2 separate regions of the Homo sapiens genome follow, and region 2 is linked to region 1. Evidence: read pairs that join two places in POLR2A ChIA-PET (ENCODE). Cell type or tissue: MCF 10A. All regions are shown on one strand. Links, peaks and the distances in the headings refer to the core of each region. The heading gives the core; the rest is flanking DNA.

Region 1 (2,913 bases), core at 280-2,779:
GGAAGCTGTCACAGGAATTTAGGCAGGGAGTGAAACTAAGGTTGTGAAAATAGTAATGTAATAAAGCAGGCAAATCAAGAAATGTGAAGGGGTAACATCCATGTGTTTTGATGACTAATTGTATGTGGTATATGAGGGGGAGAGGGAAGAACCTAGGATGACTTGGAGGTTTCTGGCTTGAGTATTTGTGTGGGTGGGTCGTGTCATGAACTAAAATAGAGAATATAAGAGGAGGAAGGTTATTTTCTGTGAAGTGGTGGCAGTGATGGTCCACGAGAAGATACTGAGTTTAATTTAGGTTACATTGCGGTCGAGGCTTCTGAGGGATGCTAGGTAGAGATGTCCAGGAGGTAGTTGGTTGTAATGAACATGAAACTTAGGAGAGTGATAGGTGAGAGGGTGAGAGAGTCATCAGCTTATCAAACCACAGCCATAGGAGGGGAGAAGGAGCTGGCTTTAGGAGTGTATGTATATTGAGACAAAAACTCTGGGGAACTCCAACAGGAGAGTGGTGTCAGAAGCAGAGAAAGAGGATCTCCTGAAGGAAATTGTCCACAGAAAGGGAGTGGCCAGAAAGGTAAGAGGAACAGGAGAGAAGTGAGTTTCAAGGAGAGTGTGACACACATTGTAGATTATGCAGAGGTCAAATAAGGCAAAGACTACAGATGTCCAAAATAAAGGTTACTGCTACTGGAACATTTTCAGTGGAGTTGTGGGAAGTGAATGGAAAGTGCAGAAGAGGAGTCAGTGACCTTTGGAACTTGGACTTTGAAGGAAGAGAGAGGAGGAAGACAGGTGAAGAAGGGTGGGGAGAGTTTTGTTTATGTATTGTAACACAGGAGAGACTTGAGCATGTTTATTTTAAGTGCTGTTTTGAAAGAGCCAGTAGAGAAGGAAGATATAATACAATTCAAAGACGGGGAGAAAAATTGATGGAGCATGGGCTCTAGAGTCAAAAGTTGTGTCTTTTAGAAAGATCAGAGGGTTAAAAATAAGAATGCAGGTGATTAAGTTGGTTGGTTAGAGGTGTAGGAACTTGAGGGAATTTCTCCTGATGCTCATACTCTCTCTATGAAGTAGGAGGTGAAGTTATTTGCTGAGAGTCAGGAGGAAGGAAAGAAGGGGTGAGTGTGTATGTGTGTGTGTGTGTGTGCACGTGTGTGTGTGTATGTGTGTGTGTTTTCCCTCTAGCCCTAGAAGCACTCAACAACCTGATTGTAATAGATTCCAAGGCAGACAGGTAGATTGATCTAGGATCAGAATTTTCCAGCATAGTTTTGACGGAAGAATATGGGGTCCTTGTAGTTTGTCTTAAAATGTAGCATCAGTTTGATTATTGATTGTTTGTACTGTTGTTCTCTGGCTGGCTTGTATTTTGGCTCCCCAGTGAAATTGTCTACTCCTCTGGGAAGAAGCATATATGTAACTTTTGCATTCCTGCCTGTCATTTAGCTAAATACTATGCAGAAATTAATTCTTAAGTTTTTGTTGAGATAATTTGACTTTTGGACAGGACATCTTGACTCTTGACATAGAGAGAGGCTTTCCTCACTTGTGGTCTTTAATCCCCATCTCATTATCTGACATGGATAGTGGAGGATTCACTCACTCTCCATGAGTGAACTCCAGGCCTAGCTTCTTCATTAGTCTTAACAGGTTAGCTTTACTACTCTCCCCAGGGCAGTTGAGCTTTGCTTTCCATGAAGGTTATGTAGTTAATTTGTACTAGGCTTGTGAAGACCTGGGTGTTTACAAGACTGGACAGAGAGGCTGTTGTGGAAAATGCAGCCTCCTTCTTGTTTATTTTGGCAGGCAGGCAATGAAGGAGATAGATTTGTTCTCATGACTCAGAGCCCTACCTGCTTTACCTTAACAGGTTCAATATAACCACCACCTTTCAGATGTGATAGTGTCCTTCAGAGTTTATCTGACCTTTATATCTAAAAAGAGTATTAGTTACCCTTTGCCCTCTACTTGCTTGGTTTTTTTTCACTTTTATTCCAGTGTAGAGGATATTTCCTAATGTGTTAGGGCCAGCTCAGAATTGATGTAGTTCTTTCCCATTGGCACATTCCGCATCTTTGTTTGTTTATTGCCATGTTCGCCACAGTGTGCCTTGTTTTGCGCTCCTTGTTTTGTGAAGCTGGACTCTTATCAGATAAACTTGCCATGAGTCACACTGGGGAGTGGAAGTATGTCTCCACTAATTTGGAGAATCTTTGATCTTGTTTCACTCCCTGGTTTGGCTTGTCCAGTGCAATTTGTCTCTCAACCTGCAAGAGGTGTGTGTGTGTGTGTGTGTGTGTGTGTGTGTGTACTTGGGTGTCCCTTGCCTGTGGCTTCACCTGTTGCCATGAATGGTTGACTTCAGGGCATGCCCCTTTGTGTATACAGACTTCCTCTACTATTGTTATCACCATCAGCAAAAATGTCTCTGTTAAGAGCCTCTTTGAATGTAGAATATAGTATATAACACTGAGAGTTCATAAACCCTCTGTCCTCTAGGGATTTACAGTATATAATACACATTACAAATGACAAAAGACAATAAAGAATGTGTAAGCGGTTGAACAAATAATGGATTATTGCTCCTCATTTAGCTATCATATTCACAGTAGAAGATATCCTAAAAAGACATGTAGTCAGTGAGGAAGAGGATTAACAGAGACCAGATCATCTTCAGCTCCAACTAAGATGGCAGAGAGCTGCCACCTGTGGCCCTTTGATGCCAGGTAATTTCTCTCTGATATCCTTTCTAGTCATGCAGGACCTTTTTGCCATATTATCTATACATATGGGGCAGGATCCTAACAGGACCTTTGCTCTCTAGTGGTAACCTGTCACTGAAATGGGAGGCTCCAGTTTCCAGCAGGGAGAGTGCCTGGAAGGCTTGGCTCTTCTGGTACAGTTATC
Region 2 (2,913 bases), core at 221-2,720, 120 kb after region 1:
AAAGGTGTTTTATCCCCTTAATTTTAACAGCTAGGGAAAATGAGAATTAGAGGAGTGAAGTGACTTTGCCAAAACGATACAGCTAGTGAGGGATGGAGCTAAGGATCAATCAATCATGAATCTTCTGATCAAAATTACTTGTTCTTCCTGCTAACTATGCCCCCAGCTGATTCTTTTTTTTTTTTTAGACAATACTGATATTAATTAAACGTAAGGTAAACTCCAGGCATCCGTCATCTTTCAGCCTAAAAATTAGCAAAAACTGTTGAAACAAGGCAGTTTTTTCCCCATTATTTCTTACGTTGTGGCTCCAGTTACAAAAAAATTTTAATGAAAACGTTAAACATAAAAATAGAAGTTTGAGATTTTAAAAAAGTATATAAAAAGCCCCACAAAACTTGTCAATGTTGTTCCTTATTCTACAAAATAGCACCAGTAAGAAGAGTAAAAGGTGTTAAAAACCATTACGACAGCATTTCTGAAATACAGCTTGTCTCAACTCCCGTTCTCCCTAAAAACGACTTCTCATGGAATAAAAAAGGATTTAAAAATTGCCAGAGGGAGCACCGAGCTTTGACTGCAGTTTTCCCTGTCATCTCTTAGATGAAGGGAAGGTGTGAGAAATGTGCGTCTGTCCCTGACTGCTGTCACCGCTTCTGAGTTTAGTAAAAAGATGAGAAATGAAGGTAGCAGACTTCTCATCTGGGGACCTGTGCCTGTGGAGGGTAGGTCTCTTGGAGAGGGAATGGGTTTGAGGGGTTGTCTTATCTAAGCTCCTTCCTTCACACTTGTCTCCTAGGGAAGAGGGAGATACAGAGGAGCCAAATATATGACAGCTTATATTATAGAACTTAGCACACCCCTTCCTGAGCTCCCCAGAGGGTTCTATTGCAGTCACTGGGAGGGATTTAGCTAAGAGTGGCCCCTGCCCTTGGGTTTGGCCCCTAGCTGATTGTTTCATACTTTGTCTCTAACCGTTGGAGGAACTGAATCAATCCTACCTTGAGCTTGTCCCCTGAACTTTGTAGTTGAATTCCAGTGCTCTGGCTCCTTGCTGCCTGTTTGTAGCTGATGCTGCCTGTTGGACCTCTGCCTCAGTGCTGTGTGATGACAGGAAGCTCAGGGAGGGAGAAGCTAGAGGAACACATCATAGCATTGTTAGAAATTGGAGGCCAGCCAAAGCTTTTCTTAAATCCTTGGTGATTTTTCATCTCTTCCCAGGCCCCCAGCCTTACAGTTTCAATAACATTTGCTCATCTTGGGATATTTCAGAGAGAGATTCACTGCTAATCAGAGTTATTGCTCTAAATTGGAATTATTTGATTTTGGGCTGAGAATTAGGGATTGAGATTTTTTTTTGCGACTCAAGCATCCTTTGCTTTGCTCCCCAAGTACACCCCAGATTAATGCCATCTTTGGCAGGTAGACCAACGTAAGGACAAAACCAACCAGGTGGCTAGGCATGGTGGTTCATGCCTGTAATCCCAGCACTCTGGGAGACCGAGGGGGTGGATCACTTGAGGTCAGGAGTTCGAGACCAGCCAGGCCAACATGGTGAAACCCCATCTCTACTAAAAATACAAAAATTAGCTGGGAGTGGTGGCTGGCGCCTATAATCCCAGCTATTTGGGAGGCTGAGGCAGGAGAATCGCTTGAACACGGGAGATGGAGGTTGCAGTGAGCTGAGATCGTGCCACCGCACTCCAGCGTGGGTGACAGAGCGAGACTCTGTCTCAAAAAAACAAACAAACAAACAAACAAACAAACAAAAAACACCACAAACCAGGTCTCCCAACTTCTAGATTTAGTTGATCTTGGAATCTCTTGGATTCCCTGATAACCTTTTGGGAAACAGCTTACTTTGGGATAAGCAAATTAATTCCTCCTTATTGAGAACACTTCTGATCCAATCTTAAAAGAGATTTGTTAAGGATATAAGCATCTGAAATAAACAACCTAATTTAGAATGTAAACATACATATGTAAGGGTTCTGCTTATATACCAGAACCATCAAAAAGAGAAATCTAGGTTTCTAAATGAGGTCTTATTTAAATTATCTATGCCATATCTCTGGGTGCTGTTAGCTGATAAAGTGTATCCCCCTAAAGAGAACATGAAAGTATGAACTCCTTAGGAGGGAGAAAAATGCTTTTTCTGGTCAGTTCCTGTTGACTTCACAGGTTAGTAGTTAGAAAGGAAAAGCCCAGTATTTAATCTAGCAGATAGAGCAGTTCTTTCCATTTTTGTATATGCAATCTAGAAGCCCCTGGCTTTCCTGGAATTTTAGATAAAATTTCCATATATACCAGCAAAAGTTTTCAAATTTTTAATAATGCTTACAACCAACCCTTCCTTCCTTCCTTCCGTCCGTCCGTCTTTCTGTCTTTCTGTTTTAAGAGACAAGTTATCCCTATGTTCCCTAGGCTGGTCTCAAACTCCTGTGCTCAAGGAATCTTTGGCCTTCCCGAGTGCTAGGATTACAGGCATGAGCCACCACACCTGGCCCACTTACACTTTCTCTATTTCTGTTTGAGACTCTCTAGTTGAATATGGGGTAGCACTGATTCCAGGTATTCTGTCCTATACAGCCTCTGTTTTGGCCACATGAGTCAATTCACTGGCTCCCTAATCACTGGGTGGAACTTCATACTTTTTGCGTATTCATGTCTATGGGAAATACCAGAATGAGACGGGCAGTGGAGTTTAATTTAAGAAATTGACAAAGTAGTGCTGGTTAGATGCTAAGGAAAGGAGTGTTACCTTTGTTGCCTACATGTGACTATATGGTAGTGGTTTGTGGCTGTCTTTGCCTGGACCTGATTTTTTAGGGCTTAATTTCACTCTAAATGCTTCTCAGGTCTACATATGGGCCTATATTTGGACTTGGGCTTTACTCTGGATTTTCTATTCCC

Evidence for each region. ChIA-PET counts read pairs that join two places held together with the same protein. Peaks named below come from ENCODE experiments on the same cell type or tissue, not always from the same donor. Only the 100,000 strongest peaks of a DNase experiment are listed, where the experiment ranks them.
Region 2: POLR2A ChIA-PET joins it to region 1 with 5 read pairs; 7 of 35 experiments call an interaction of 5 or more read pairs at or near these places.

What each region holds. Positions count from the first base shown.
Region 1 is chr1:39,115,252-39,118,164 of GRCh38, forward strand. It overlaps a transcript of MACF1 not described here. Among named protein-coding and RNA genes, the nearest start is that of MACF1, 88 kb to the right of the region's middle. In MCF 10A, for the core only: no CTCF peak of the experiment used is centred there; a DNase peak (open chromatin) is centred at 1,800.
Region 2 is chr1:39,237,546-39,240,458 of GRCh38, forward strand. The region is part of intron 2 of MACF1 (microtubule actin crosslinking factor 1); the gene reads left to right. Among named protein-coding and RNA genes, the nearest start is that of MACF1, 34 kb to the left of the region's middle. In MCF 10A, for the core only: no CTCF peak of the experiment used is centred there; no DNase peak of the experiment used is centred there.